2 separate regions of the Homo sapiens genome follow, and region 1 is linked to region 2. The links are chromatin loops, found by intact Hi-C in ENCODE. Cell type or tissue: CD14-positive monocyte. All regions are shown on one strand. Each heading gives the region's core, and the rest is flanking DNA. Links, peaks and the distances in the headings are about the cores only.

What was found. Hi-C counts contacts between places; a loop is a spot of excess contacts. Peaks named below come from ENCODE experiments on the same cell type or tissue, not always from the same donor. Only the 100,000 strongest peaks of a DNase experiment are listed, where the experiment ranks them.
Region 1: a loop joins it to region 2, with 2.0 times the contacts of the local background. A loop is called at or near these places in 14 of 110 quality-filtered maps.

Annotation. Positions count from the first base shown.
Region 1 is chr19:14,269,177-14,284,206 of GRCh38, forward strand. No RefSeq gene overlaps it. Among named protein-coding and RNA genes, the nearest start is that of LINC01842, 57 kb to the right of the region's middle. RefSeq lists a silencer at 8,741-9,035. In CD14-positive monocyte, for the core only: no CTCF peak of the experiment used is centred there; a DNase peak (open chromatin) is centred at 5,835.
Region 2 is chr19:14,207,987-14,223,016 of GRCh38, forward strand. It overlaps the pseudogene RN7SL231P. Among named protein-coding and RNA genes, the nearest start is that of ADGRL1, 9.3 kb to the left of the region's middle. RefSeq lists enhancers at 1,639-2,138, 13,263-13,786, 13,443-13,522, 13,533-13,592 and silencers at 9,254-9,564, 9,466-9,575. In CD14-positive monocyte, for the core only: CTCF peaks have their summits at 9,559 (motif pointing right) and 9,759; a DNase peak (open chromatin) is centred at 9,545; H3K4me3 peaks cover 638 bases.

The DNA.
Region 1 (15,030 bases), core at 4,609-7,108, 58 kb after region 2:
TACAGTAGCTGCACTTCATGCCCACCTTGTGTTGGATGAGGTCATGTGACTAGCTCTAACCAATGAGCTGTGAGTGAAATTGACAGGCATTATTCCCAAACTACAGCATTTAATTGCCTGTGTGAGATCCCCCAAAGCTCTTACTTCCTTCCAGCGTGACAGCAAGCAATGTTTCATAATGTTCCAGAATGTGGCTGTTCCATCGGAGACTATGATGAGCAGAACCTCCTTGCAACGACCCAAAATGGACATGAAGCCTGGGTGAGGAATAAACGTTGTAGTTTTAAGGTTCTTGGGCTAGTTTGTTTCTGCAGCATGACCTAGCCTATCCTAACCATTACAAATTACACACCCCTTTTTACAGGTGAAGAAACTGAGGCATAGACAGGTTAATCACTGTTCTTGGTCACCCAGCTAGTAAGTGACAAAGTGATAGAGTCAAGGTTAGAATCCGGACAGTCTGACTCTAAAGTCTCTGCTTGCTTGCTTTCTTTTTCTTTCTTTCCTTCTTTCTTTCTTTCTCTTTCTTTCCTTTTCTTTCTTTTTCTTTTTTTCTCTTTCTCTGTTTCTCTCTCTCTCTCTTTTTCTCTCTCTCTCTCTCTTTCTCTCTTTCTTCCTTTCTTGGCGGAGTTTCACTCTTGTTGCCCAGGCTGGAGTGTAATGGCGCGATCTCAGCTCACCGCAACCTTTGCCTCCCAGGTTCAAGCGATTCTCCTGCCTCAGCCTCCCCAGTAGCTGGGATTACAGGCATGTGCCACCACGCCCAGCTCATTTTGTATTTTTAGTAGAGATGGGATTTCTCCATGTTGGTCAGGCTGGTCTCAAACTCCCGAACTCAGGTGATCCTCCCACCTCGGCCTCCCAAAGTGCTGGGATTACAGGCATGAGCCACCATGCCTGGCTTTTTTTTTTTTTTTTTTTTTTTTTTTGAGACGGAGTCTCACTCTGTCGGCCAGGCTGGAGTGCAGTGGCACGATCTTGGCTCACTGCGACCTCCGCCTCTCAGGTTCAAGCAATTCTCCAGCCTCAGACTCCTGAGTAGCTGGGACTACAGGTGCACGAAGCTACGCCTGGCTTTTTTTTTTTTTTTTTTTTTTTTTTTTGTATTTTAGTAGAGACGGGGTTTCACCGTGTTACCCAGGCTGGTCACGAACTCTTGAGCTCAGGTAATCTGCCCGCCTCGGCCTCCCAAAGTGCTGGGATTACAGGCGTTAGCCACCGTGCCCGGCCCCGGCTTTTTTTTTTTTTTTTTTTTTTTTTGAGGAGTCTCACTCTGTCACCCAGGCTGGAGTGCAGTGGCACGATCTTGGCTCACTGGAGCCTCTGCCTCTCGGGTTCAAATGATTCTCTTGCCTCAGCCTCCCAAGTAGCTGGGATTACAGGCGGAGATCATGCCCGGCTAATTTTTGTATTTTTAGTAGATGGGGTTTCACCATGTTGGCCAGGCTGGTCTCAAACTCCTGATCTCAGGTGATCTACATACCTCAGCCTCACAAAGTGCTGGGATTACAGGCATGAGCCACTACACCCAACCTCTTTTTCTATTTTTAGAGACAGAGTCTTGCTCTATCACTCAGGCTGGAGTGCAGTGGTATTATCACAGCTCACTGCAGCCTCAAACCTTTTTTTTTATTTTTAGAGACAGAGTCTTGCTCTATCACTGAGGCTGGAGTGCAGTGGTGTGATCATGGCTCACTGCGGCCTCAGACTTCCGGGTTCAAGCAATTCCTCTCACCTCACCCTCTGAAGTAGCTAGGACTACAGGCATGCACCACCACCCCTGGCTTTCTTTTTTTTTTTTTTTTTTTGTAGAAACTAAGTCTCACTATGTTGCCCAGGCTGGTCTCAAACTCCTGGCCTCAAGCGATCCTCCAGCCTCAGCCTCCCAAAGTGTTAGGATTACAGGCATGAGCCACCAGGCCTGGTCTGCTGTTGTTTCTAAACTGTTATCTTCGGTGGCGGGGGGGGTCCCTAAACATATGGAAAATTCACAAACTGCAACAGATTCTGGATGAGGTTGGCCTTTGCTGTCCTGTTGCCTCTGATAATTTTTTTTTTTTTTTGAGATGGTTTCTCGCCCTGTGGCCCAGGCTGGAGTGCAGTGGCGTGATCTCAGCTCACTGCAACCTCCATCCACCTCCTGGGTTCCAGCAATTCTCCTGCCTCAGGCTCCTGAGTAGCTGGGACTATAGGCATGAGCCACCACGCCTGGCTAATTTTTGTATTTTTAGTAGAGATGGGGTTTCTTTTTTCTTTTCTTTTTTTCTTTTTTTGTGAGACGGAGTCTCGCTCTGTCACCCAGGCTGGAGTGCAGTGGCACGATCTTGGCTCACTGCAAGCTCCAACTCCCAGGTTCACGCCATTCTCCTGCCTCAGCCTCCTAAGTAGCTGGGACTACAGGCGTCCGCTACCACGCCCAGCTAATTTTTTTTTTCTATTTTTAGTAGAGACGGGGTTTCACCGTGTTAGCCAGGATGGTCTCGACCTCGTGATCCGCCTGCCTCAGGCTCCCAAAGTGCTGGGATTACAGGTGTGAGCCACCATGCCCGGCCAAGACAGGGCTTCACCATGTTAGCCAGGCTGGTCTCGAATTCCTGACCTCAGTTGATCCACCTGCCTCAGCCTCCCAAAGTGCTGGGATTACAGGCATGAGCCATCTCGCCCTGCCACCCCTGATCATTTTTGGCTTCTTGTTTCTTTCCCTCTTGAGCACTGGCTCTCTTGGTTGGTTTCTCTCTAGCATCTCCCCTGGGGGAGATCTAGGAGGCTGGACAAGAGGATTGAGTAACATCCTCCTCCCTCTAACACCCACCTGGACCCTTTAGTTCCTTCAGCCTTACACCTCCAATCCCCTCTGATCTCCTTGCCAATCCCCTGCTCTGCCTACACTCTGATCACATGAGCCCTAACACTTCCTCCTAAGGGCTGGAGAACAATTGTTTGCTACAGGGAGAAAAATCCTCAAGCCAGAGAGCTGAGCCATTAGACTCCTGGGTCCTGAGGAGAGCCCGGAGCTGAGGTTTCAGAAATGTCTTCTCACCTCTTCATCCCTTGGGCTGCCTCCTGTCACTTCCCGGGGTCTCTGAGTCCCCTCTGCACTCAGAAGCTCCCAGGGAGGACCAGCCAGACAGGGCTCAGGACACTTACAGGCAAACCTCCACTCCTCCCGCCCTGACCAGTTAACGCGACACTTATTCTACATTAAATACCAATTGGACCAATTTTCTGCTGTAATTAAAACCTCTGCAGACGTGTTCCCTGCTCAGCAGTGATGAGTTTATTAACCTCCAGCTCTGAAGGAATGTGGGGGCAGGGGAGAGGGAAGGAAAGAAGAGAGTTTTCCAGATTAGGAGATTGGACCCAGGGAGAGGGTGGGTTTGGAGCTGTGCTGTCTCCTAGCTGGGCTCTGAGCAAGAGACAGATGGGGGTGTGTGCGAAAGCATTAACATCTGTGTGTTTGCTGCCTCTGCAGTGGGGACTTGCAAATATCTACCCCCACCACCCTGACCTGCTACAGAACCAGGACTGCCCTCCCATAATCAAGTGTGTTTTATAGCCCTACTTCCCAAATTATTGGCAGGCAGCATGTCCTGAATCTGGAAATACAGCCTCTTTCAGTTCAACAATCTGGCCTTGTATGGGATCGTTTGTTACGTAGCATAACTTAGGTTATCTGACTATTACATATTGTATCTCCACTTCATAGCTGGTGAAACAGGCACATGCCACCATGCCCAGATAATTTTCTCCTCTGGGCAGGAGACAGATGGAGGCGTGTCCAAAAGCATTGACAACTATTGTGTTTGCCGCTTCTGTGGTGGTGACTTGGAAGTATCTGAACCCCCATCACCCTGACCTCAGTTTCACAACAGAGGCCCAGTTTGCATACAAACCTAGGTGAGGTCATGAAGGGTTCATAGCTTGCAGCCATAGAGGCTGGAAATCAATGCCTAGTACATCCCTGGCAGCTCAAGGAGTCAGCTCATTTCTGTTCATTAGAGATCACAGAATCATCACGTTCTCTCTCTCTTTTTTTTTGAGATGGAGCCTCGCTTTGTCACCTAGGCTAGAGTGCAGTGGCGCAATCTCGGTTCACTGCAACCTCCGCCTCCAGGATTCAAGCGATTCTCCTGCCTCAGCCTCCCGAGTAGCTGGGACTACAGGAATGTGCCACTACGCCCCGCTAATTTGTTTGTATTTCAGTAGAGACGGGGTTTGACCATTTTGGCCAGGCTAGTCTCAAACTCCTGACCTCAGGTGATATGCCCACCTCGGCCTCCCAAAATGCTAGGATTACAGGTGTGAGCCGCCATGCTTGGCTATTCTTTTTTTTTCTGAGATGAGATTTCACTGTCCTCCAGGCTGGAATGCAGTGGGGCAATCATAGCTCACTGCAGCCTCAAACTCTTGGGCTCAAGCCATCCTCGGCCTCCAGAGTAGCCGGGACCACAGGTGCACACCACCATGCCTGGCTAATATTTTTTTTTTTTTACTGCTTGTAGAGATGGGGGTCTCACTATGTTGCCCAGGCTGGTCTCAAAACTCCTGGGCTCAAGCAATCCTCCTGCCTCAGCCTCTCAAAGTGCTGGGATTACAGGCGTGAGCCGCAGCGCCCCGTCCTGCTCATTTCCTTTTATTACCAACAATTCTCCATTCTTTATTTTTAATATCCCCTTCATTCACCAGGGCTCAACTTTGTCATCCAACTTTTATTGCTTTGTGGGGAGGAACGCAACCAAAGAGACACTGGGAGGCAATGACCTCATGGAACAAGGAAGCTGTGTTGGACATCTGGAATGGAGTTGGATTTCCACCATGGCCCAAAACACTTCCAATTCCTCCTTCTAGCATGTTTCGAACCCTGTGGCCAACACTGCCATTTGTCACCTTTTTGAATGTGTTGGATTATCTGTTAGCCTATCTACATCTTGTTTTCCTGTGTATTTCAGGGGCTGGAATTCTGGCAACTACTCCTTGTCTAAGATTCTGTTGCCAGGAGGGTTACAGGGTGGATTCTATAAATGAGGAGCATCAGATCGTCGTGGTGGCTCACACCTGTAATCCCAGTACTTTGGGAGGCCAAGGCAGGCGGATCGCTTGAGCTCAGGAGTTCGAGACCAGCCTGGGCAACACGGTGAAAGCCCATCTCTACTAAAAATACAAAAAATTAGCAGGGTGTGGTGGCACATGCCTGTAATCCCAGCTACTTTGGAGGCTGAGGCGGGAGGATCACTTGAGCCTGGGAGGCAGAGGTTGCAAGTGAGCTGAGATCACACCATTGCACTCCAGCCTGGGTGACAAGAGTGACACTCCGTCTCAAAAAAAAAAAAAAAAAAAAAAGAGAGCGAGAACATGTGGCCTGCAAAGACAGAAATATTTAGATTCTGATCCTTGATGGAAAAAGTTTTCCATCCTCTGCTCTTGACTTCATTTGGTCATTCCCACAATGAATAAGTTAGTTCTAGGATCTTGGAGCAAACATGTCTGTATTAGTCTGTTTTCACACCGCTATAAAGAACTATGTGAGAGTGAGTAATTTATGAAGAAAAAAGGTTTAATTGACTCACAGTTCCGCATGGCTGATGGGGCCTCAGGAAACTTACAATCATGACAAAAAGTGAAGGGAAAGCAAGGCACATCGTACATGGAGGCAGGGGAGAGAGAGAGAGAGAGAGAGAGAGAGAGAGAGGAGAGAGAGAGAGAGAGAGAGAGAGAGAGAGAGAGAGAGAGAGAGAGAGAGAGAGAGAGAGGAAGTGCCAGACGCTTATCAAACAACCAGATCTGGTGAGAACTCATTGTCACGAGAATAGCAAGGGGGAAATGCTCCCGTGATCCAATCTCCTCCCACCAGGTCCCTCCCCTCGACACGTGGGGATTACAATTCTAGATGCGATTTGGGTGGAGACACAGTCAAACATGTCAGTGTTCTTTCTCTAAGGCTCCATTTTGTCCTCTGTAAAATGGGGTGAGAGGCCCCTACTTAACTGCACGAGCTTGCTCTGCAATTAAAATTGCATGTCATGGGCCAAGGGACTTTGAAAGTGGGACAGCTCCTGCAGGTGCTTTTGGCTGGAGTCACAGGATCCAAAACCCCCCAGTAATCCCCACATCTTTCCTTTCTTTTCTCTCTCTTTTCTTTTTTCTCTTTCTCTTTCTTTCTTTTCTTTCTCTCTTTCTTTTTCTCTTTCTTCCCCCTCTCTCCTTCCCTTCCCTTCCCTCCCTCCCTCCCTTCCTTTTCCTTTTTTCTGAGAAAGAGTCTCGCTCTTATCACCCAGGCTGGAGTGCAGTTTCGTGATCTTGGCTCACTGCAACGTCTGCCTCCTGGATTCAAGCTGTTCTCCTGCCTCAGCCTCCTGAGTAGCTGGGATTACAAGCGCCCACCACCACGCTCAGCTAATTTTTGTACTCTTAGTAGAGATAGGGTTTTGACATGTTGACCAGGCTGGTCTCGAACTCCTAACCTCAGGTGATCCGCCCACCTTGGCCTCCCAAAGTGCTGGGAATACAGGTGTAAGCTACTGCGCCCAGCCCTTTTCTTTCTTTCTTTTTTTTTTTTTTTTGAGACAGAGTCTCACTGTGTTGCCCAGGCTGGAGTGCAGTAGTGTGTTCTCAGCTCACTGCAACCTTCACCTCCCGGGTTCAAGCTATTCTCCTGCCTCAGCCTCCTGAGTAGCTGGGATAACAGGTGCCTGCCACCAAGCCCGGTTAATTTTTGTACTTTTAGTAGAGACAGGGTTTCACCATGTTAGCCAGGCTGGTCTGAAACTCCTTACTGTCAGGACTCTGAGCCCAAGCTAAGCCATCATAACCCCTGTGACCTGCACGTATACATCCAGACGGCCTGAAGCAACTGAAGAACCACAAAAAAAGTGAAATAGTCAATTCCTGCCTTAACTGGCTAATGGTGGATGACATTCCACCATTGTGATTTGTTCCTGCCCCACCCTAACTGATCAATTGACTTTGTGACATTCCTTCTCCTGGACAATGAGTCTCAGGAGCTCCCCACCGAGCACCTTGTGACCCCCGCCCCTGCCCACAAGAGAAAACCCCGTTTAACTGTAATTTTCCACTACCTACCCAAATCCTATAAAACTGCCCCACCCCTTTGCTGACTCCTTTTTTGGACTCAGTCCGCCTGCACCCAGGTGATTAAAAAGCTTTATTGCTTACAGAAAGCCTGTTTGGTGGTCTCGTCATATGGACGCATGTAATACTGACCTCAGGTGATCTGGCTGCCTCAACCTCCCAAAGTGCTGGGATTACAGGTGTGAGCCACTGTGTCTGGCCCTTTTCTTTCTTTTTAGTGGAAATGGGGTCTTGCCATGTTGGTCAGGCTGGTCTCGAACTCCTGGCCTCAAGCAATCCTCCCTCCTCAGCCTCCCAAAGTGCTGGGATTATAAGCATGAGCCACTGCACCCAGCTACCTTTCTCAGTTCTGCCTTAATGTCTCACGTGGCTGTTTTCCTTTTCTCTTGTGTATTCTTTCCTCCCCCTCTGTCTTCTTGCTTTTTTTTTTTTTTTTTTTTTGAGAGAGAGTCTCATTCTGTCACTCAGACTGGAGTGCAGTGGTGTGATCTTGGCTCATTGCAACCTCTGCCTCCCATGTTCAAACGATTCTCCCACCTCAGCCTCCCAAGTAGTTGGGACTACAGGCGCACGCAATCATACCCAGCTAATTTTTGTATTTTTAGTAGAGACAGGGTTTCACCATGTTGGTCAGGCTGGTCTTGAACTCCTGACCTCAAGTGATCCGCCCACCTCAGCCTCCCAAAGTGCTGGGATTACAGGCGTGAGCCACCGCTCCCAGCCTCTACTTGCTTTTTCCTTCTCACACCTCTCTCTTCTCTTCTGGTTCCCTCTCCCAGCCTTCTCTCTGCACCTCCTCCCCTGCCACTTGCTCTCTTCAAACTCGGGGATGTGAGAAAGTTCCCGCAGAAATTGCAATCTCCTCTCCTCTCATGTGGCTCCGAGATAAGACAGTAAAAATCCGATTTTCAGCAATTTGCTTCATTTGTGAGCTCTCCGGAGTCTCCCTTTCTCCCCCTGACATAAGCTTAGCAAAATTGCCTGGGTGGAGTGGATATTTTTAACCACTTAGTAGTCAGAGCGGGTTCAGAAAGTTTTGCAAGAAACCGGGCCAGGCCCTGTGCCTGGGGTTGCTGGCGGGTTTGGGGCTGGAGGGAAGCACGTGGGGTGGCCTCAAAGGGTTTAGTGGAGGGGCATTTAAGAAGAGGATGTCCGCCGGCCATGGTGGCTCAAGCCTGTAATCCCAGTGAGAGGTGACAGTGTGCTGGCAGCCCTCGCAGCCCTCGCTCGCTCTCGGCGCCTCCTGGGCCTCAGGCGCCCACTCTAGCCGCGCTTGAGGGGCCCTTCAGCCTGCGGCTGCAATGTGGGAACCCCTCTCTGGGTTGGCTGAGGCCGGAGCCAGCTCCCTCAGCTTGTGGGGAGGTGCGGACTGGTGGAAACCAGGGCTGCCCGCTGCACTTGCAGGCCAGCGTGAGTTCCAGGTGGGTGTGGGCTCCGTGGCCCCGCACTCGGAGCAGCAGGCTGGCGCTGCCGGCCCTGGGCAGTGAGGGGCTTGGCACCCGGGCCAGCAGCTGCGGAGGGTTCGCCGGGTCCCGGCGCTGTGCTCGAATTCTCGCTGGGCCTCAGCTACCTCCCCGCCGGGCAGGGCTCGGGATCTGCAGCCTGCCATGCTTGAGCCTTCCCCCAACGCCATGGCCTCTTGTGCGGCCTGAGCCTCCCCTACCAGCGCCGCCCCCTGCTCCGCGGCGCCGGGTCCCACCGACCACCCAAGAGCTGAGAAGTGCGGGCGCACAGCGCGGGACTGGCAGGCAGCTCCACCTGCTGCCCTGGTGCGGGATCCACTATGTGAAGCCAGCTGGACTCCTGAGTCCAGTGGGACTTGGAGAACCTTTATGTCTAGCTAAGGGATTGTAAATATACCAATCAGCACTCTGTCTAGCTCAAGGCTTGTAAATGCACCAATTAGCACTCTGTGTCTAGCTCAAGATTTGTAAATACACCAATCAGCACTCTGTGTCTAGCTCAAGGTTTGCACTCTGTATCTAGCTAATATGGTGGGGACTTGGAGAACCTTTAGTGTCTAGCTAAGGGATTGTAAATACACCAATCAGCACTCTCTGTCTAGCTCAAGGTTTGTAAATGCACCAATCAGTGCTCTGTGTCTGGCTAATCTAGTGGGGACTTGGAGAACTTTTGTGCCTAGCTCAGGGATTGTAAACGCACTAATTGGCACCCTGTCAAAATGGACCAATCAGCTCTCTGTAAAACGGACCAATCAGCAGGATGTGGGTGGGGCCAGATAAGGGAATAAAAGCAGGCTGCCCGAGCTAGCAGTGCCAACCTGCTCCCATTCCCGTCCATGGTGTGGAAGTTTTGTTCTTTTGCTCTTTGCAATAAATCTTACTGCTGCACACTCTTTGGGTCTGCATTGCGTTTATGAGCTGTGACACTCACCGCGAAGGTCTACAGCTTCACTCCTGAGGCCAGTGAGACCAGGAACCCACCGGGAGGAATGAACAACTACAGACGTGCTGCCTTAAGAGCTGCAACACTCGCCGTGAAGGTCTGCAGCTTCACTGCCGAAGCCAGCGGGACCACCAGCCCGCCAGAAAGAAGAAATTCCAAACACATCCGAACATCAGAAGGAACAAACTCCCGACACACCACCTTTAAGAACTGTAATACTGCAAGGGTCTGCGGCTTCGTTCTTGAAGTCAGTGAGACCAAGAACCCACTGATTCTGGACACACCAGTACTTTGGGAGGCCAAGGCGGGTGGATCATGTGAGGTCCTGTTCAAGACTAGCCTGGCCAACAGGATGAAACACCGTCTCTACTAAAAATACAGAAAATTAGCCAGGCATGGTAGCACATGCCTTGTCTATAGTCCCAGCCGCTCAGGAGACTGAGGCAGGAGAATTGCTTGAACCCGGGAGGTGGAGGTTGCAGTGAGCTGAGATCGCGCCACTGCACTCCAGCCTGGGTGATGGAGTGAGACTCTGTCTCAAAAAAAAAGAAAAAAAATGGATGTGACTGAAGAAAGAAAAGAGGTTCCCTTTGGAAGAAGCAGATCTGCTCTTGAGGGGGTGAAGCTGCAGGGGAACGCCCAGGCTTTTTCCCTCCCACCAGTACCTCCTTTTGGCTGAATCCAACCCCAAAGCAGAGGGCAATGGAGCCCAGTGGTGTGGGCCTAGAGGTCAGCTCTCAGGACATAGAACAGGATGGTTGGCCGGACGCAGTGGCTCATGCCTGTAATCTCAGCACTGTGGGAGGCAGAGATAGGAGAATTGCTTGAACCTGGGAGGCGGAGGTTGCAGTGAGCTGAGATCACTCCACTGCACTCCAGCCTGGGAGACAGAGCAAGACTCTGTCTCAAAAAAAAGAAAAAAAAAAAACACCAAAAAACAGGATTGGACTGCAGATTGATGGAACCTGGGGTAGGTAACAGGAATAGAGAATGACCTGCATAGAAGCCACATGTCCTAACTTCCTAATACACCTTAGGGATACCCCTGAGAAGCCAGTCTGGAGACCAAAGGCATCTCCTTCCCAAAACCAAAATGGGGGGTGGGAATAATGAACATTTAGTGAGCACCTACCATGTACCAGGCATATGCTAAGTGCTTTATGTGTACGACGTCATTGAATCCCCACAGAAGTCAATGAAGGAAGCCTTTTTCTTTGTTGGCTGCTGGGACAAAAATCAAAATCACAGTGGCTCAAGGAATTAATATAGAATCAGGGTCTCGCTCTCTTGCCCAGGCTAGCGTGTAGGGGCACAATCATGGCTCACTACAGTTTTGACCTCCCTAGGCTCAAGCGATCCTCCCACCTCAGCCTCCCAAGCAGGTGGAACTATAGGCATGTGCCACCACGCCTGGCAAATTCTAAAGTTTTTTGTAGAGGTGGGGTCTTGTTGTGTTGTCCAGGCTGGTCTCCTTGGCCTCCCAAAGTGCTGGGATTGCAGGTGTGAGCCAACATGCCTGGTCCAATTTAGATTTTGTTTTTTAAGATGGAGTCTTGCTCTGTTGCCCAGGCTGGAATGTAGTGGCACCATCTCGGCTCACTGCAACCTCTATCTCCTGGGTTCAAGCAATTATCCCTGCCTCAGCCTCCCAAGTAGCTGGGATTACAGGCGCCCGCCACCATGCCCAGCTAATTTTTGTATTTTTAGTAGAGATGGAGTTTCGCCACATTGGCCAGGCTGGTCTCGAACTCCTGATCTCAGATGATCCACCCACCTCAGCCTCTCAAAGTGCTGGGATTACAGGCATGAGCCACTGCCCCCGGCCCCAGTTTAGATTTTAAAGAAATTACTAAGGCTGCTAAACCTTATGTTGCTCTCAGCCCCAAGGGCACTGAGAGTTGGGTTTTCCCGATCCCAGGCTTCCTGGGTATAGCTCAGACCACCCTTAAATTTTCCACCCATGCTCCCTCATCCATTCTTTCTTCCCTTCTACAAATTTTCCTCTTCTCTGTTGGCCAGGAACATTTACGCAATAATGTCACACCAGTGACTACCAGAGTTGAATGCCGATAGAGTAACGGGATGCTAAGATGGACATTTCAACCAGGGAGACACAACGACTAGCAACAGAAGCCAGACCACAGTGAAGATCTCTTTTCTTTTCTTTCTTTCTTCTCTTTCTTTCTCTCTTTCTCTTTCTCTCTCCCCCTCCCTCCCTTTCTCTCTTTCTTTCCTTTCTTTCTTTTCTTTTCTATTTTTTTTTTTTTTGAGACGGAGTCTCGCTCTGTTGCCCAGGCTGGAGTGCAGTGGCGCGATCTCGGCTCACTGCAAGCTTGGCTCACTGCAAGCTCCGCCTTCCGGGTTCACGCCATTCTCCTGCCTCAGCCTCCTGAGGAACTGGGACTACTGGCGCCTGCCACCACGCCCGGCTAATTTTTTTGTATTTTTAGTAGAGACGGGGTTTCACCGTGTTAGCCAGGATGGTCTCGATCTCCTGACCTCGTGATCCGCTCGCCTCGGCCTCCCAAAGTGCTGGGATTACAGGCGTGAGCCACTGCACCCAGCCCTTCCTTCCTTCCTTCCTTCCTTCCTTCCTTCCTTTCCTTCATTCCTTTCCTTCATTCCTTCCTTCTTTCCTTCCTTCCTTTCTCTTTCTTTCTCCTTCCCTCCCTCTCTCCTTCCTTCCTTTTCTTTCTCTTTTTTTTTTTTTTGAGACAGAGTCTTGCTCTGTCACTAGGTAATCTTGGCTTACTGCAACCTCTGCCTCCCAGGTTCACGCCATTCTCCTGCCTCAGACTCCTGAGTAGCTGGGACTACAGGTGCACACCACCACACCCAGCTAATTTTTGTATTATTAGTAGAGACGAGGTGTCACCATGTTGGCCAGGCTGGTCTCAAACTCCTGACCTTATGATCCGCCTGCCTTGGCCTCCCAAATTGCTGGGATTACAGGCGTGAGCCACCATGCCCAGCCTTTTTCTTTTTTTTTTGACAGAGTCTTGCTCTGTTGCCCAGGCTGGAGTGCAATGGCACAATCTTGGCTCACTGCAACTTCCCCCTCCTGGATTCAAGCGATTCTCCTGCTTCAGGCTCTCAAGTAGCTGGGATTACAGGTACGTGCCACCACGCCTGGCTAATTTCATATTTTTAGTAGAGTTGGGATTTCACCATGTTGGTCAGGCTGGTCACAAACTCCTGACCTCAAGTGATCCACCCGCCTTGGCCTCCCAAAGTGCTGGGATTACAGGTGTGAGCTACCACATCTGATCCCTAATTTTTAATTGACAAGTAATTGCATATGTTTATGGAGTATGATGTGATGTTTCAATACTGTATATATTATAAAGCAGATCGCGCTAATGAACATATCCATCACCTTACATACTTATTTCTTTGTAGCGAGAACAGTTTGTTTTTTTAGAGACAGGGTGTGTAAAATATTGCCCAGGCTGGTTTTGAACACCTGGGCTAAAGTGATCCTCCCATCTCAGCCTCCCAAAATGCTGGGATTACACATGTGAGCTACCGCACCAGACCCTATAGTGAGACCATTTAAAATCCACTCATTTCACAAGTTTGAAAATACATTATGGGGTGGGGCACAGTCACTCACGCCTGTAATCCCAGCACTTTGGGAGGCCGAGGCAGGTGGATCACGAGGTCACGAGTTCAAGACCAGCCTGGCCAAGATGGTGAAACCCTGTCTCTACTAAAAATATAAAAATTAGCCAGGCGTAGTGGCGGGCGCCTGTAGTCCCAGCTCCTCAGGAGGCTGAGGCAGAGAATTGCTTGAACCCGGGAGGTGGAGGTTGCAGTGAGCCGAGATTGTGCCACTGCACTCCAGCCTGGGTAACAGAACGAGACTCTGTCTCAAAAAAAAAAAAAAAAAGAAAAAGAAAAAATATACATTATGATTAGCTATAGCCACCTTGCTGTGCAATAGATCACCAGGACTTACTCTTCCTAATGGAAACTTTGTATCCTTTGGGCAACATGTTTTCCGCGACCCCAGACTCTGGTAAGGACTGTTCTACTCTCTACTTCGGTGAATGTGACTTTTTTTTTTTTAGATTCTGCATACAAGTGAGATCATGAACTATTTGTCTTTCTGCGCCAGGCTTAGTTTACTTCGCATAATGTCCTCCAGATTCATGCACGTTGTTGCAAATGACAAGATTTCCTTCTTTTATCAGGCTGAACAGTACTCCATTGTGTATATGCACCACATTTTCTTTATCCATTCATTCATTGATGGACACTTAGGTTGCTTCCATATCTTGTTATTGTGAATAGTGCTGCAAAGAACTTGGGAGTGCAGATAGCTCTTCCGAATACTGATTTCCTTTGCACATTACTCGGAAGATAAATTTTTTTGAGACAGAGTCTCACTCTGTCGCCCAGGCTGGGGTGCAATGGCCCGATCTCGGCTCACTGCAAGCTCTGTCTCCCGGGTTCACGCCATTCTCCTGCCTCAGCCTCTGGAGTAGCTGGGACTACAGGCGCTCGCCACCACGCCCAGCTAATTTTTTTTTTTTTTTTTGTATTTTTAGTAGAAACGGGGTTTTACCATGTTAGCCAGGATGGTCTCAATCTCCTGACCTCGTGATCCACCCGCCTCGGCCTCCCAGAGTGCTGGGATTACAGGTGTGAGCCACTGCACTCGGCCTAATTTTTGTATTTTTAGTAGAGACAGGGTTTCACTATATTGGTCAGGCTGGTCTCGAACTCCTGACCTCGTGATCCGCCCGCCTCGGCCTCCCAAAGTGCTGGGATTACAGGTGTGAGCCACTGCACCCAGCTGTTTTGTTTTTTGTTTTTTGTTTTTTTTTCAGACAGGGTCTCAGTCTGCTGCCCAGGCTGGAGTGCAGTGGCACAATCTCAGCTCACTGCAACTTCTACATCCTGGGTTCAAGTGATTCTCCCACCTCAGCCTCCGAGTAGCTGGGACTACAGGTGGACACCACCACGCCCGGCTAATTTTTGTATTTTTTATATTTTTTTAGTAGGGACAAGGTTTCACTGGCGAGGCTGGTCTTGAACTCCTGACCTGAAGTGATCCACCTGCCTTGGCCTGAGACAGGAGAATCGCTGGAACTTGGGAGGCAGAAGTTGCAGTGAGCCAAGATTGCCCCACTACACTCCAGCCTAGGTGACAGAGTGAGACCTTGTCTCAAAAAAAAAAAGTGAAAGTGAAAGATTTCATTCTGAACACCACTAGGTCCTGAAAGGCAAGGTTGGCTGACAGCAGACCCAGTGCAATGAGAACCATCTGACCCCTGGATTTGTTTCCTTCCTGTGGCCGCTATAACAGTACCACAAACTGAGTCACTTAAAACAACAGAAACCTATTTTCTCACAGTTCTGCAGGCCAGAAGTCTGAAATCAAAACATCTGCAGGGCCACGCTCCCCACAGAGGCTCTAGGGAGGAATCCCTCCTGGCCCCTTCCAGCTTGTGAGGGCTCCAGGCATTCCTCGGTGGCGACCACAGCATTCCAACCTCTGCTTCCGTCTTCACGGGTCCTTCTCTACTGTGT
Region 2 (15,030 bases), core at 8,089-10,588:
GTGGGGAAGGCTGTTGGACCCGGCTTGGCTCTCTGGAGAGCGAAAGTTATGACTGCCAAGACCTATAGCTGGGGCTATAAAACTGGGCCCCAAGCCAAAAATAGGCACTTCGGCAGAACAGGCAACTTTGTGCAGGGTGGGGGCTGGAGGGAAATGGAAGTGGGAAGAATCCTGGAGTGGAGGGAACAGGGGGGAGGGGGGGAGTCCCTGAAGCGGGGCTGCTGGCTCCATTTTATGAAAGATGGGAAGACTGATGGCTGGGGAGGGCTTGGAATCCTCAGGGAAGGGAATCCATTCAAGTGAGGCCCAAATGTTAAAGCAGACAGCTCAGAGTTCAAAGTTGGGCTGCATCTTAGCAGCAGGGCAGACAAACCCTGATCTGAGTTTTAGAGGAGGGGGACGGGCTGAGGATGGGGATGGGGGAAACCCCCATTCCCTATATGTCCAGGGAAGAGAGTGCATTGCTAACCATGCGCTTTGCAGAATGAATGAGGAAAGGGAAAAGGGTTCCTGAGTAGGAGTGGTAAATCCACAAAACTTGAGGCATATCTGGATGGGAAAAATGAGTATCTAAGAAAGCCTGAATTGAATATCTGCACGGGAATTAACTTGGCCTCTAAGAATCCCTTCCTAGAAGCACGTCCCTGTGGCTAAACTGGAGGAAGTGCAGGGACACCAGACTTCCAGGCTGCCCGGGTGACCACGCACCACTGCTGTGGCAGCCTGTCACCCTCCACCGCCTTCTACGGACAGCTGTCTCTTCACGACGGGGAAGGGATTCTTGAAAGCCAGAACCTAGGCAAATCTGGCCCCAGAGAACTTCAAAATGGAGGGATGGGTCACTTTCGTTCCTCCTTCATGCCCAGGATTTCATGGCTGCAAAGCTGTCCAGCCTTGAATCTGGGTGGCCAGGTTGGACACCGGGATCTGGGGGACCAAATATAAAGTAGGATTTGGTGAGTGCAAAACGGATCCCATCCATCTGTGGTTGACTGCAGATCCACTGGGTATGGAGGAGGGCATCCCATCTCTCTACGCCTCAATTTCCCAGTTTGAGATATTGACAGCACCAAGTAAGACCCATGAAGGCTTTGAGATGGAGGGCACTCCAGGCAGCCAGCTTTCTATAAACCCAGCAGTACCGAAAAGGGAACAGAACTTGACGCTCAGGAAAAGCTGGTCACCTCCTTGTTCTCCTGCTCCAGGCCTTTGTCCCCACCCCACCCTCCAGCCCTGAGCAGCCCACCCACTTCCCCCTACAGAGCTAGCCTAGGAGGTGGTTCTAACTTGCACTCTCCAGAGGCTACGAGAAGGAGTGGCCTTTACTTACATGAGGGAAAGCAACGACATTCTTTAAGGCACCCTCAGCTCAGTTTGGAAAACCCCAGCCGGAACCCCCCTCACCCCCGCCCCTCGCCCCTTTCTAGACCCTCTAAACCCCACTGGTCCCAGCTGGGATCGGCTCTCCAGCCTCCATCTGATCCATGTCTCCTGGACTTGTGAGCGGCGTGCTCAGGAGGCAAAGAGTGCGGAGGGGCTGGGGGGCGCGTAAAGAGCCCTGGCGCCCCTCAGGCCTTCGGCTGCGCAGCCGCAGTGGAGGCCGCGCCAGCAACCGGGCTCCGGGAACCAAGGCGTCCGCGCGCGCACGCAGACTCGCCCGCGCGCCGCGTGCCCCGCGCTGCCCAGGTCGGTACCCGCGCTTCGGACACCCTGCTCCCAGGGCGCTCCTCGCTTCCAGCCTCCCACTTTGCGCCTTGGGCTCCCCATGAGCCCCGCTCCTGAGACACCCCACGCTCTGTGTATTCCGTCCCACGGGACCTCCACGCCCACGGTGCCACGCGCCTCGAGTACCCCATGTTCTATGAACCCTGCACCTGGACGCCCCATCTTCTGCGCACCCTGTGCTAGAGAACCCGCACGCCCAGGGTGCCCTATGCCTAGGGCACCCTGTGCTCTCCTGCGTATCTGGGACTCCACATTTTGTACGCCTAGCACCTCCAGCATCCCAGCGTCAGACACAGCTGGGCTCGCCTGTGCCTTGTCTGTCCCCTCTCTGTGCCTTCCATGTATTGCGCCCACTGCCTCGGTTGGGCCCCCAGCCTCACAGTCCTGAAGGCTCTGCTTCACCCCAGTGCTCAGCTTCCCTTTGCCTCAGGCCCAGCGCCCTCGTTCCCGGGTGCCCTGCCTCAGGCTCCTGGACAGGTCAGGGCAACGCCAGACAGCCACTGTCCACCAGGCGCCCCCAGCCCCTGTTTTCCTAGAGCCCATTCGGTATAGGATGCACAACCCTGCTGTTCATTTCACTGCTCGGTGCACGTATTCATTCCTTCCATTTACGCCTCAAACACACAGCACGCACCTTATATGCTCTTACCTGTCAGGTGCAGTGTGATGCATTGAGAATGCGCCTCCAGTGCACAGGGAACAAGGCAGGGAGCCTTCTCTGGGCGCTCCCTTCATCATGGAGAAGATGGACTCAGAATGTGTGATGGAATGAGCCCTGGAAAGTCAGCAGGTGCCAGGGAGTGGAGGATGGACCTATCCAAGCCTTGAGGTGTGGGTGAAGTTTTGTGTGTCCCTGGCCTTTCCAGAGGCTCCCTGTACCCCCATCTTAGGCAACTTCTTTTATTTATTTATTTATATTTGTATTTATTTATTTATATTTGTATTTATTTATTTATTTTGAGGAGTCTCGCTCTGTTGCCCAGGATGGAGTGCAGTGGCACGATCTCTGCTCACTGCAACCTCCCTCTCCCGGGTTCAAGTGATTTCCGGCTAATTTTTGTATTTTTAGTAGGGACAGGGTTTCACCATGTTGGCTAGGCTGGTCTCGAACTCCTGACCTCAAGTGATCCGCCCACCTCGGCCTCCCAAAATGTTAGGATTACAGGCGTGAGCCACCGCGCTGCCCTCTTTATTTATTTTTAGAGACAGGGTCTCTCTCTGTCACCCAGGTTGGAGTGCAGTGATGAAATCATACCTCACTGCAGCTCACTGCACGAGCCACCACACCCAGCTAATTTTTGTTTTTTTTTTTTTCATAGCTTGCTATGTTGCCCAGACTGGTCTCAAACTCCCGGGCTCAAATGATCCTCCTTCCTAAGTCTCCCAGAGGGCTGGGATTACAGGTGTGAGCCATGGTGGCCGGCCAACCTTGGGCGATTTCTGAGCTCCATTCAGTTCCACCCCCACTGCCAAGCCAAGTGGAGGGCAAGATAAAGAGGTCCCAGAATTGGGCTAGGAGGATAGGTTGGGGGCAGGGAGTAATTCCAACTGTGTTCTTTTTTTTTTTTTTTTTGAGATGGAGTCCCACTCTGTCATCCAGGCTGGAGTGCAGTAGCATGATCTCGACTCACTGCAACTTCTGCCTCCCAGATTCAATTGATTCTCCTACCTCAGCCTCCCAAGTAGCTGGGATTACAGGCATGCGCCTCCATGCCAGGCTAATTTTTGATTTTTTTTTTTTTTTTTCAGTAGAAACGGTTTCACCATGTTGGCCAGGCTGGTCTTGAACTCCTGACCTCAAATGATCTGCCCACCTCAGCCTCCCAAAGTGCTGGGATTACAGAAATGAGCCACTGCACCCGGCCAGGTTTTTTTGTTGTTTGTTTTTTGTTTTGTTTTGTTTTGTTTTTTTGAGACGCAGTTGCCCAGGCTGGAGTGCAATGGTGTGATCTCAGCTTACCACAACCTCCACCTCCGGGGTTCAAGCCATTATCCTGCCTCAGCCTCCGGAGTAGCTGGGATTACAGGCACACACCACCACGCCTGGCTAATTTTGTATTTTTAGTAGAGACGGGGTTTCTCCGTGTTGGTCAGGCTGGTCTTGAACTCCCATCCTCAGGTGATCTGCCCACCTCAGTCTCCCAAAGTGCTGGGATTACAGGCGTGAGCCACCGCGCCCATCCTCAGGGGGTATATTTTGAAGGTGGAGCAGATGGATTGGAAGTGGGATACGAGGGAAAGAGGTAAGTCAAAATGTGTGAGCTGAGTGAGCCCCTGGAAGGATGGAGAGGATGGAGAGGAGGCAGTTTTGTAGGTTAGATCCAAGCCTTTGGTTTGATATGTCCAAGTGGAGGCATGAAGTTGGTGCCCGGGGAGAGGTTCAGGCTGGCCGAGAAATGGCTCAAATGAACACGAATGCTCTCATTTATACTTTATGGTAACTCTGTGGGTGGGGGACTTTCTCCCCATCTTATAGAAGGGGCAACGAAGGCTCCAGAACATGCCCAAGTAGTTAAAAAATGTAGTTATAGGCCGGGCGCAGTGGCTCACGTCTGTAATCCCATTACTTTGGGAGGCTGAGGTGGGCAGATCACCTGAGGTTGGGAGTTCGAGACCAGCCTGACAAACATGGAGAAACCCGGTCTGTACTAAAAATACAAAATTAGCCAGGCATGGTGGCACATGCCTGTAATCCCAGCTACTTGGGAGGCTGAGGCAGGAGAATCGCTTGAATCCGGGAGCTGGAGGTTGTGGTGAGCCGAGATCGCACCACTGCAATCCAGCCTGGAGACAGAGCAAGACTCAGTCTAAAAAAAAAAAAAAAAAAGAAAAAGTTAGGTTCTGAGCCGGGTCCCAGATTTGGGCTGGGAGGATAGGGTGGGGGCAGGGAATAATTCCAACCGTGGTCTTTTTCTTTTCTCACTCTGTTGTCCAGGCTGGAGTGTAGTGACTCAATCTCAGCTCACTGCAACCTCTGTTTCCTATGTTCAAGCAAGTCTCCTGCCTCAGCCTCCTGAGTAGCTGGGACGACAGGCATACACCACCATGCCTGGCTAATTTTGTATTTTTGTAGAGACAGGGTTTCACAATGTTGCCCAGGCTGTTCTCAAACTCCCAGGCTCAAGCGATCCTCCCGCCTCGGTCTCCCAAAATGCTAGCATTACAGGTGTGAGCCACTGCGCCTAGCTAGGCAGGACTATTTGAAAGGCACCAGGGCTAGGCTAGCATGGTGGGAGGCCAGGAGAGGGTCTAGATTATATTCCCAGTGATACTAGGAACCCCAAGAGGGCTTTCAGAAGTGGGTGGCATGATCTTATTTGGATGTTTAAAAGATTATAGGGCTGGGCTTGGTGGTGTGATCCTGTATCCTAGCTGAGGCAGGAGGATTCACGCACACAGGCTTGAGCCTAGGACTTCTGGGAGGTGGTGTGTGCCATGACCATCGGCGTCAATGTGGTGACCCCCCAAGAGCAGGGGACCACCAGGTTGCCTAAGGAAGAGTCAACTGGCCCAGGTTGGAAACAGAGCAGGTCAAAACTCCTGTGTTGATCAGTAGTGGAATCACGTCTGTGAATAGCCACTGCACTCCAGCCTGGGCAACAGGGTGAGAAAAGAAAAAGACCACAGTTGGAATTATTCCCCGCCCCCAACCTATCCTCTCTAAAACCTCCCAACCCTGTCTCTAAAACAAAACGTTAAAGTAAAAATAAATAAAATAGGCCAGGCACGGTGGCTCATGCCTGTAATCCCAGCACTTTGGGAGGCCGAGGCTGGTGGATCATGAGGTCAGGAGATCGAAACCATCCTGGCTAACACAGTGAAACCCCATCTCTACTAAAAATACAAAAAATTACCTGGGCGTGGTGGCGGGCACCTGTAGTCCCAGCTACTCGGGAGGCTGAGGCAGGAGAATAGTGTGAACGGGGGAGGCGGAGCTTTCAGTGAGCCAAGATCATGTCACTGCACTCCAACCTGGGCAACAGAGCGAGACTCTGTCTCAAAAAAACAAATCAATCAATAAAAATAAATAAATAAATAAAAGATTATATGAGTGCTCCCTCAATAACACAGAATTACTATATGAGGCAGGAAATGGGGAGTGACTGCTAACAGGTGTGAGTTTTCTTTAGGGGATGATGAAAAACGTCTTGGAACTAGACATGATGAATGTACTATGACATGACACGACATCGTCCACCTTAAAATGGTTGGTGGTTAATTTTTTGTTGTGGGAATTTCAGCTCAATTAAAAATGCTGGCCGACGGGCGCGGTGGCTCACGCCTGTAATCCCAGTACTTTGGGAGGCCGAGGTAGGTGGATCACGAGGTCAGGAGTTCAAGACCAGCTTGGCCAAGATGGTGAAACACCGTCTCCACTAAAACTATAAAAATTAGCCGGGCGTAGTGGCGGGCGCCTGCAATCCCAGCTACTCAGGAGGCTGAGGCAGGAGAATCGCTTGAACCCAGGAGGCAGAGGTTGCAGTGAGCCGAGATTGTGCCACTGCACTCCAACCTGGGCAACAGAGTGAGACTCTGCCTCAAAAAAAAAAAAAATGCTAGGGGCTGGGGCACGGTGTCTTACCCCTGTAATCCCAGCACTTTGGGAGGTAGAGGCTGGCAAATCACTTGAGGCCAGGAGTTTGAGACCAGCCTGGCCAACATGGAGAACCCCATCTCTACTAAAAATACAAAAAAAGTTGGGCGTGGTGGCACATGCCCGTAGTCCCAGCTACTCCAGAGGCTGAGGCAGGAGAATCACTTGAACCCAGGGGCAGAGTTTGCAGTGAGCTGAGATCGCACCACTGCAGTCCAGCCTGGGCAATAGAGTGAGATGCCAAAAAAAAAAAAAAAGGAAGGAAGGAAGATAAGAAGGGAGGAAGGAAGGAAGGAAAGAAAATGCTAGGAATGCTGGTGTGCTCTTGTAATCCCAGCTACCTGGGAGGCTGAAGTGGGAGGATCACTTGAGCCTGGGAGTTAGAGACTGCAGTGAGCTGTGACTGCAACACTGCACTCCAGCCTGGGTGACCGAGCGATACCCCTATCTCTTAAAATATATATATATATATAATTTATTGATTATTATTATATATTGTATATATTATATAATATTATATATTATAATATTATATATAATATTATCAAAAAATATTGATATAATATTATCAATAAATATCAATAAAATAATAATAATCAATATATATAATTGATTATATATATTATATATATTATATATATTATATATAATTGATATATATAATATATAATATATTATATATTATATAATATAATATATTATATATTATATAATATTATATATTATACATTATATAATATTATATATTATACATTATACATTATATATTATACATTATATAATATTATATATTATATATTATACATTATATAATATATATTATATTATATATTGTATAATATATATTATATTATATATTGTATAATATTATATATTATATTATACATTATACATTATATATTATACATTATATAATATTATATATTATATTATATATTGCATAATATTATATATCATATATTATATATATAATATATAATATTATATATTATATATTATATATATAATATTATATATTATATATATAATATATAATATTATATATTATATATATAATATTATATATTATATATATAATATTATATATTATATATTATATATTATATATTATAATATATATTATATATTATATATTATATATTATAATATATAATATTATATATTATATAATAATATATAATATTATATTTTATAATATATAATATTATATATTATAATATTATATATTATATATTATAATATTATATATTATAATATAATATATAATATATAATATATAATATATAATATATATTATATAATACATAATATAATATTATATATAATATATAATATTATATTATATAATATTATATATAATATATAATATATAATATATAATATTATATATTATAATATATAATATATAATATAATATATTATAATATATAATATATAATATAATATATTATAATATATAATATATAATATAATATATTATACAATATATAATATATAATATAATATATTATACAATATATAATATATAATATAATATATTATACAATATATAGTATAATATAATATATAATATAATATATTATACTATATATAGTATAATATATTATATAATATAATATATTATACTATATATAGTATAATATAATATATAATATAATATATTATACTATATATAGTATAATATAATATATAATATAATATACAATATATAGTATAATATAATATATATTATATAATGTATAATATATACTGTATAATATATAATATATAATGTATAATATATAATGTATAATATATATTATATAATGTATAATATATAATATATTGTATAATATATAATATATATTATATTATATATATCAATTATATATAATATATATAATATATATAATATATACAATCAATTATATATATATTGATTATTATTATTTTTTAATTATACAGGTCAGCCGGGCGCAGTGACTCATGCCTGTAATCCCAGCACTTTGGGAGGTCAAGGCGGGAGGATCGTTTGAGCCCAGGAGTTCGAGACCAGCCTGGGCAGCATAGCAAGACCTGGTCTCTAAATAAATAAATAAATAAATAAATAAATTATATAGTCAATTTGAGAGGGAGCCAGGAGATTCGCGAGGTGATCACCACTGTCATCCAGGTGACAGGCAGGTGATGGAGGCCCAGAACAGGATGCTGGGGGGAAACGTTAGGTTTTGGGCATGTCTTAGGGGCAGAGTCAACAGGACCCCTTACTTTGCACCCTCCTTGAACTCTGCTCATGTTACTTCCTGACCACTCTATTGAAAATGCAAAACACAGGACGGGGCGCGCTGGCTCACGCCTGTAATCCCAGCACTTTGGGAGGCCGAGGCGGGTAGATCACGAGGTCAGGAGCTCGAGACCATCCTGGCTAACACGGTGAAACCCCGTCTCTACTAAAAATACAAAAAATTAGCCAGGCGTGGTGGTGTGTGCCTGTAGTCCCAGCTACTAGGGAGGCTGAGGCAGGAGAATGGCGTGAACCCGGGAGGCGGAGCTTGCAGTGAGCAGAGATCACGCCACTGCACTCCAGCCTGAGCGACAGAGCGAGACTCCGTCTCAAAAAAAAAAAAAAAAAAAAGAAAAGAAAAGAAAATACAAAACACAAAAATTAGCTGGGTGTGGTGGCGCATGCCTGTAATCCCGGCTACTTAGGAGGCTGAGGCACAAGAGTCGCTTGAACCCGGGAGGTGGAGGTTGCAGTGAGCCGAGATCACACCTCTGCACTCCAGCCTGGGCGACAGAGCAAGACTCTGTCTCAAAAAAAAGAAAACTGCAAACACCCCCACCCTCCTCACTCCCTTGATCTCCTCTCCCCTTTATCTCTCTCCAGTCCCAGAGATGTGGGGGGGGGGGGGGTCTCGCTATGTTGTCCAGGCTGGTCTCGAACTCCTGGTCCCCACAGCATATCCTGACCTAGTTTCGTTTTCATTCATTTATCTGTCTCCCTCACTAGAATACCAACTCCCCAGTCCAGAGATGTTTGTTTCTTGTTCACTGCTGTCTACCCGGAGCCTAGGACCGATCCTGGAACATAGTAGGCGCTCAGGAGAAAGCGGGGGAGTGGAGGAAAGCGAGAATCCCGGAAGCCGCCGGGTTCCAGCCTGAGCAGCAGGCGGGCGTTTAAGTGGAGGCGGATTCCTAGTTAGGCACCAGCTGAAAGGGGAGCCCGGCTGGGCTGCGCTTCCTTCCCCGGCCGCTAGGGGCCGCTTCCCCGCTGCTCTGCGGCCGCCAGGTGAGGGGGCCCCGCCCCTTCTCCCCAGGTGCTCAGGGAGTTGGGGTGTGAGGGGACAAAGTGGGGGTGAAGGGAGAGAGCTGAGCGTGTTTGAGATGGGGGCTGCTTAAAGGAAGGGAAAAATGCGTAGGGAGGTTGGGAGGTGTGAGAAGGTGAGGAGACAGCCCGGTGTTAGGGAGAGAGGAGCGGAGAGTTGAGGGAGGTGCGGGAAGATGGGTGATCAACTGGGGAGTCCGGGAAAGTCTGGCAGGCGGAAGGCCTTGCCCTGGTGGCTCCACTGGAGGAAATTTAGACCATGCATGGAAAAGACCGGGACGATTGAGGGGTGGGATTGGCCTGTGGGGTTGAGGATCCCAGGGAAGAAGCCCTAAGCTTTGCTGGACTTGGACTTGGCCAGTGTGTTCTGGGGAGGAAGAGGGATTTCTCAGACCCAGATCCCTCAGACCAGCAACGGGGAGGGACTTCTCCTTTGAGGAGTGAGATGTGCCTGGCAAGCTCACCAGCTAGCTTTTGCAGAACGTGTGGCCAGTAAGTGGCTTATTCAACCTGGCACTGACTCTGCCTCTCTCTCCTTCAAGCCTCAGGGCCAGGATTCATTGTGTAATGAATTGAGTGGTGGGAAAACAGCAATGAATGAGACAGATCCAGTCCCGGCACTGGCCAGTCCTGGCACAAAGAAGGCTGCCCAGCCCTGGGGAAGTGACAGGTAAACTGAGGCAGGGACCTGCTGGCTTTAAATAGCAGTCCCCCTCATGGTGATCTGGGCAGAGAGGACCACTCATATGGAGGCTCTGAGGCTGTTACCAAGAAAAAAGCCGGCAGGATCCAAGCTGCAATAGTGTGATAGGGAGTGTTGGGGTCTGCGGCAACCCAGAAATGCCTGCCAGGTCTAAAGGGATCCTGTGTTTGGGATTAAGGTGGATGTGGGGGCTTGCAGGCTCTGTGGAATGGAGATAGGTTGGGAAGGGGGTTGGGAATAGGAGTGAGGGGTTATAGGTGGGTCCCAGAGAGGTAGAGGTGATGGCCACGGGAAGGTAGAAGGTGACTCCTAACCTTGCATGAGCTCATTTCAGGGGACACAAAGCCAAATGCTGACCAGGGAATGAAAATGCAGAAATTGGGCAGGTGTGAGGCGGTGGTGAAGGACAGGGTAGCTGAAGTTGCACCACCCCCCCTTTTCCTTAGGCACCCGCTTGCTACCACTCAGCTCCAGCTGTGCGCTACCACGTGGGAACTCAGGCTCAATGTTGCCAAAATAGCTTCTTCAAGAGAAGCCAGAAATCACGGTTGTTGCGCAAAATTCCCTGAGCTTTAAATATCCCATGGGGATCTACTAAAGTTAAATTGCTGCCACCCAGCAATTCCATTCCTGGGTTGATTCCCAGTGGGAACAGGAGCTTAGGGTCACCTAAAGACATATCCATGGATGTGCCTAGCAGCTTCATTCATGATCACCAAACACCAGACACCCCTTAAGTTGACCATCGACTGGCAAGTGGAAAAGAAATGGGAGGACATTCTTATAATGGAATATAACGCAGCAATGAAAAAGAATATACTACTGACGCATTCACAGCATGGATGAATCCCAGAGACATAATGTTCAGTAGGAGAAGCAAGATAACAAAGAGAATACCCCGAGTGATTTCATTCTGTGTTGTTCAAGGCCAGGCAGAAGTAACCTATGAAAAGAGTTGGGGAAGCCCAGGGTTTCCTTACTTCGGCCTCATTGACATTTGTGGCTAAATGATCCTGCGTGATGGGGGCTGTCCTGTGCACTGTAGGACGTTGAGCAGAATCCCTGGCCTCCAACCATTACGTACCAGCAGCACCCCCCAGTTGCGACAAATTTCTGTTGTTAGGGGCATAATCACCATCAGATGGGAGCCACTGGTCCGGGTGTAGTGGCTCACACCTGTAATCCCAGCACTTTGGGAGGCCGAGGCGGGTGGATCACTTGAGGCCAGGAGTTCAAGCCCAGCCTGGCCAACATGGTGAAACCCTGTCTCTACTAAAAATACAAAAAAATTAGCCAGACATGGTGGCGTGTGCTTATAGTCCCAGCTACGTGGGAGGCTGAGGCAGGAGAATTGCTTGAACCCAGGAGGCAGAGGTTGCAGTGAGCAAAGAAAGATAGCACCACTGCACTCCAGCCTGGGTAACAGAGCAAGACTACGTCTCAAAAAAAAAAAAAAAAAAAAAAAAAGCCACTGGCTTGGTGATGTTTTGAGGCAGCCCACTTCCTGGAAAGTAGCCCAGGGAGCCTCCTGGGAGACTGGACTGTTCTTGATCTTGAACTAGGTGACAGTGATAAGGGTGAAATGTATTTCAAAAATCCACGGACCTGTGCTCCTAAGATTTATGTGTTTCACAATAAAGACATTAACTCTACAACATGGATGACCCTTGAAAACATTTGGAAAAGGGAAAGAAGCCGGACACAGAGGGTCACATAGTGTATGACTTCCTTTATATGAAATGCCCAAAACAGGTAAACACATAGGGACAGAAACAGATTGGTGGTTGCCAGGGGATGGGGGATGGGGAATGGAGATTGACTGCTAGTGGGGATAGGGCTTCTTTTGGGGGTGATGGAAATGTTCTGTAATTAGAGGTGATAGTTGCACAACTCTTTGAGTATACAAAAGTCCAGTGAATTGTACATTTTAAAATGTACAATTGGGGCCAGGCACAGTGACTCATGCCTGTAATCCCAGCACTTTGGGAGGCCGAGGCGGGCAGATCACTTGAGGTCAGGAGTTCAAGACCATTCTGGCCAATATGGTGAAACCCTATCTCTACTAAATATACAAAAATTAGCCAGGCATGGTGGTGCACGCCTCTAGTCCCAGCTACTCAGGAGGCTGAGGCAAGAGAATCACTTGAACCCAGGAGGCAGAGGTTGCAATGAGCAAAGATCGCACCACTGCACTCCAGCCTGGGTGTCACAGCAAGACTCTGTCTCAAAAAACAAAAACAAAAAAATGTACAATTAATCTTGGCTGGGCACAGTGGCTCATGCCTGTAATCCTAACACTTTGAGAAGCAGAGGTGGGAGGATTGCTTGAGCCCAGGAGTTTGAGACCAGCCTGGGCAACATAGCAAGACCCCACCTCTACAAAATTTTTTTTTTTTTTTGAGACAGAGTCTTGCTCTGTTGCCCAGGCTGGAGTGCAGTGGTGCGATCTTGGCTCGTTGCAACCTCTGCCTCCCAGGTTCAAGCGATTCTCCTGCCTCAGCCTCCCAAGTAGCTGGGATTACAGGCGCGTGCCACTACACCTGGCTGATTTTTGTATTTTTAGTAGAGACAGGGTTTCACCATGTTGGCCAGGCTGGTCTCGAACTCCTGACCTCAGGTTATCCACCCACCTCAGTCTCCCAAAGTGCTGGGATTACAGGCGTGAGCCACAGTGCCCGGCGAAAATTTTTTTTAATTAGCTGGGCAACATGGAGCCTGCCTGTAATCCCAGCTACTTGGAAGGCTGAGGTGGGAGGATCGCTTGACCCCAGGAGTTTGAGGTTGCAGTGAGCTATGATTGCACCACTGCACTCCAGCCCGGGGAAACAGAGAGAGATTCTGTTTCTAAAAATAATATAAAATAAAATGGCGAGTGTTACGTTAGGTGAATTTTATTCCAAAAAGGAATTTAAAATTTTTTTTTAATTTTTTTTAAAAAAGGAATTTTTTAAAAACAAGGAGTTAACCACACAGGCCAAACAACACATCTGGGGCCAGTTTGGCCCCAGGGCTGCCGTCATTTGGGAATGGAGGGAAAGGAAGGGGACGGGGTGGGGGGGTGGGAGGGTAATGCACCATCCAGGAGTTGTGGGCGTTCTTGGTGAAGGGTGGGGGATGACGCAACTTGGAGGCAAAAGAAAGTATGTCTCGGCTCAGGGGAGCGCTCCCTCTTAACCCAACCTGTCAGCCCTGGAAAGAAATCAGCTACGGGTCGGAGGCCAGCCAGCGAACTGTCAAGGAAGTGCAGAGTTCTGACGAGTTAGAGAAATGACAACCGCTCAGCCCCGCCCGGCCTGACACCCTGGCGGTGGCATGATGAAGTGGTGCTTGCCGGGTGGGCGGAGGATGCTCTCTGCGAGCTTGCGGGAAAGTGGGGGTGCTCACCCGAGTTCTTCTGCAGTGTGAAGAGAGGTGGGTTCGGCCTCCCTGGTAACAAAGGGCGGACGGGGTGGCATTTGCCCCTACCCATCCCTCCTGGAGGGAGAGCCATTCCCGTGGGTGCAAGGAAGAGAGAAGACAGCGGGCTTCTGGGGGCACGGCTGGGGGTGCAGGGTCTGAGTCTCCGTTGGCTTCAAAAAACTGAATGATGGCCGGGCGCAGTGGCTAACACCTGTAATCCTAGCACTTTGGGAGGCTGAAGCAGGCAGATCACCGGACCTCAGGAGTTTGAGACCAGCCTAGCCAAAATAGTGAAACCCTGTCTCTACTAAAAATACAAAAATTAGCTGGGTGTGGCTGCAGGTGCCTGTAATCCCAACTACTCGGGATGCTGAGGCAGGAGAATTGCTTGAACCCTGGAGGCAGAGGTTGCAATGACCCAAGATTGCACCACTGCACTCCAGCCTGGGCAACAGAGCAGGACTCCACTCAAAAAATAATAAAATAAAATAAAAAACTGAATGAGTGAAGAGAGACAAAGAAAATTAAGGAGGCCAGGCACGGTGGCTCATGCCTGTAATCCCAGCACTTTAGGAGGCTGAGGCGGGCAGATCACTGGAGGTCAGGAGTTTGAGACCAGCCTGGCCAACATGGTGAAACTCTGCTCTACCAAAAAGTACAAAAATTAGCCAGGTGTGATGGCGGGCCCTGTAATCCCAGCTACTCGGGAGGCTGAGGCAGGAGAATGGTGTGAACCCGGGAGGCGGAGCTTGCAGTGAGCCGAGATCGCGCCACTGCATTCTAGCCTGGACGACAGAACAAGACTCCGTCTCAAAAAAAAAAAAAAAAAAAAAAAGAAGAAAGTTAAGGCCTCCCGAGTAGCTGGGACCACAGGCGCACACCACAACACCCAGCTAACTTTCATATTTTTTGTAGAGATAGGGTTTCGCTATGTTGCCCAATGTGGTCTTGAACTCCCGGCTCAAGTGATCCTCCTGCCTCAGCCTCACAAAGTGCTGGGATTATAGGCGTGAGCCACTGCACCTGGCCTGCATATAACTTTGGACTTCCCAAAAACTTAACCACTGATAGCCTATGGTTGATCAAAAGCCTTACCAATGACATAAACAATCCATGAACTCGTATTCTGTATGTTCTATATATTACATACAGTATTCTTAGAATAAAGTAAGCTAGAAAAAAGAAATGGTATGAAAATCATGAGAAAGAGAAAATGTATTTACCGTTCATGAAGTGGAAGTGGATTACCATAACCGTCTTCATCCACGAGTCTTCCGATGGAATAGGCTGAGGAGGAAGAGGAAG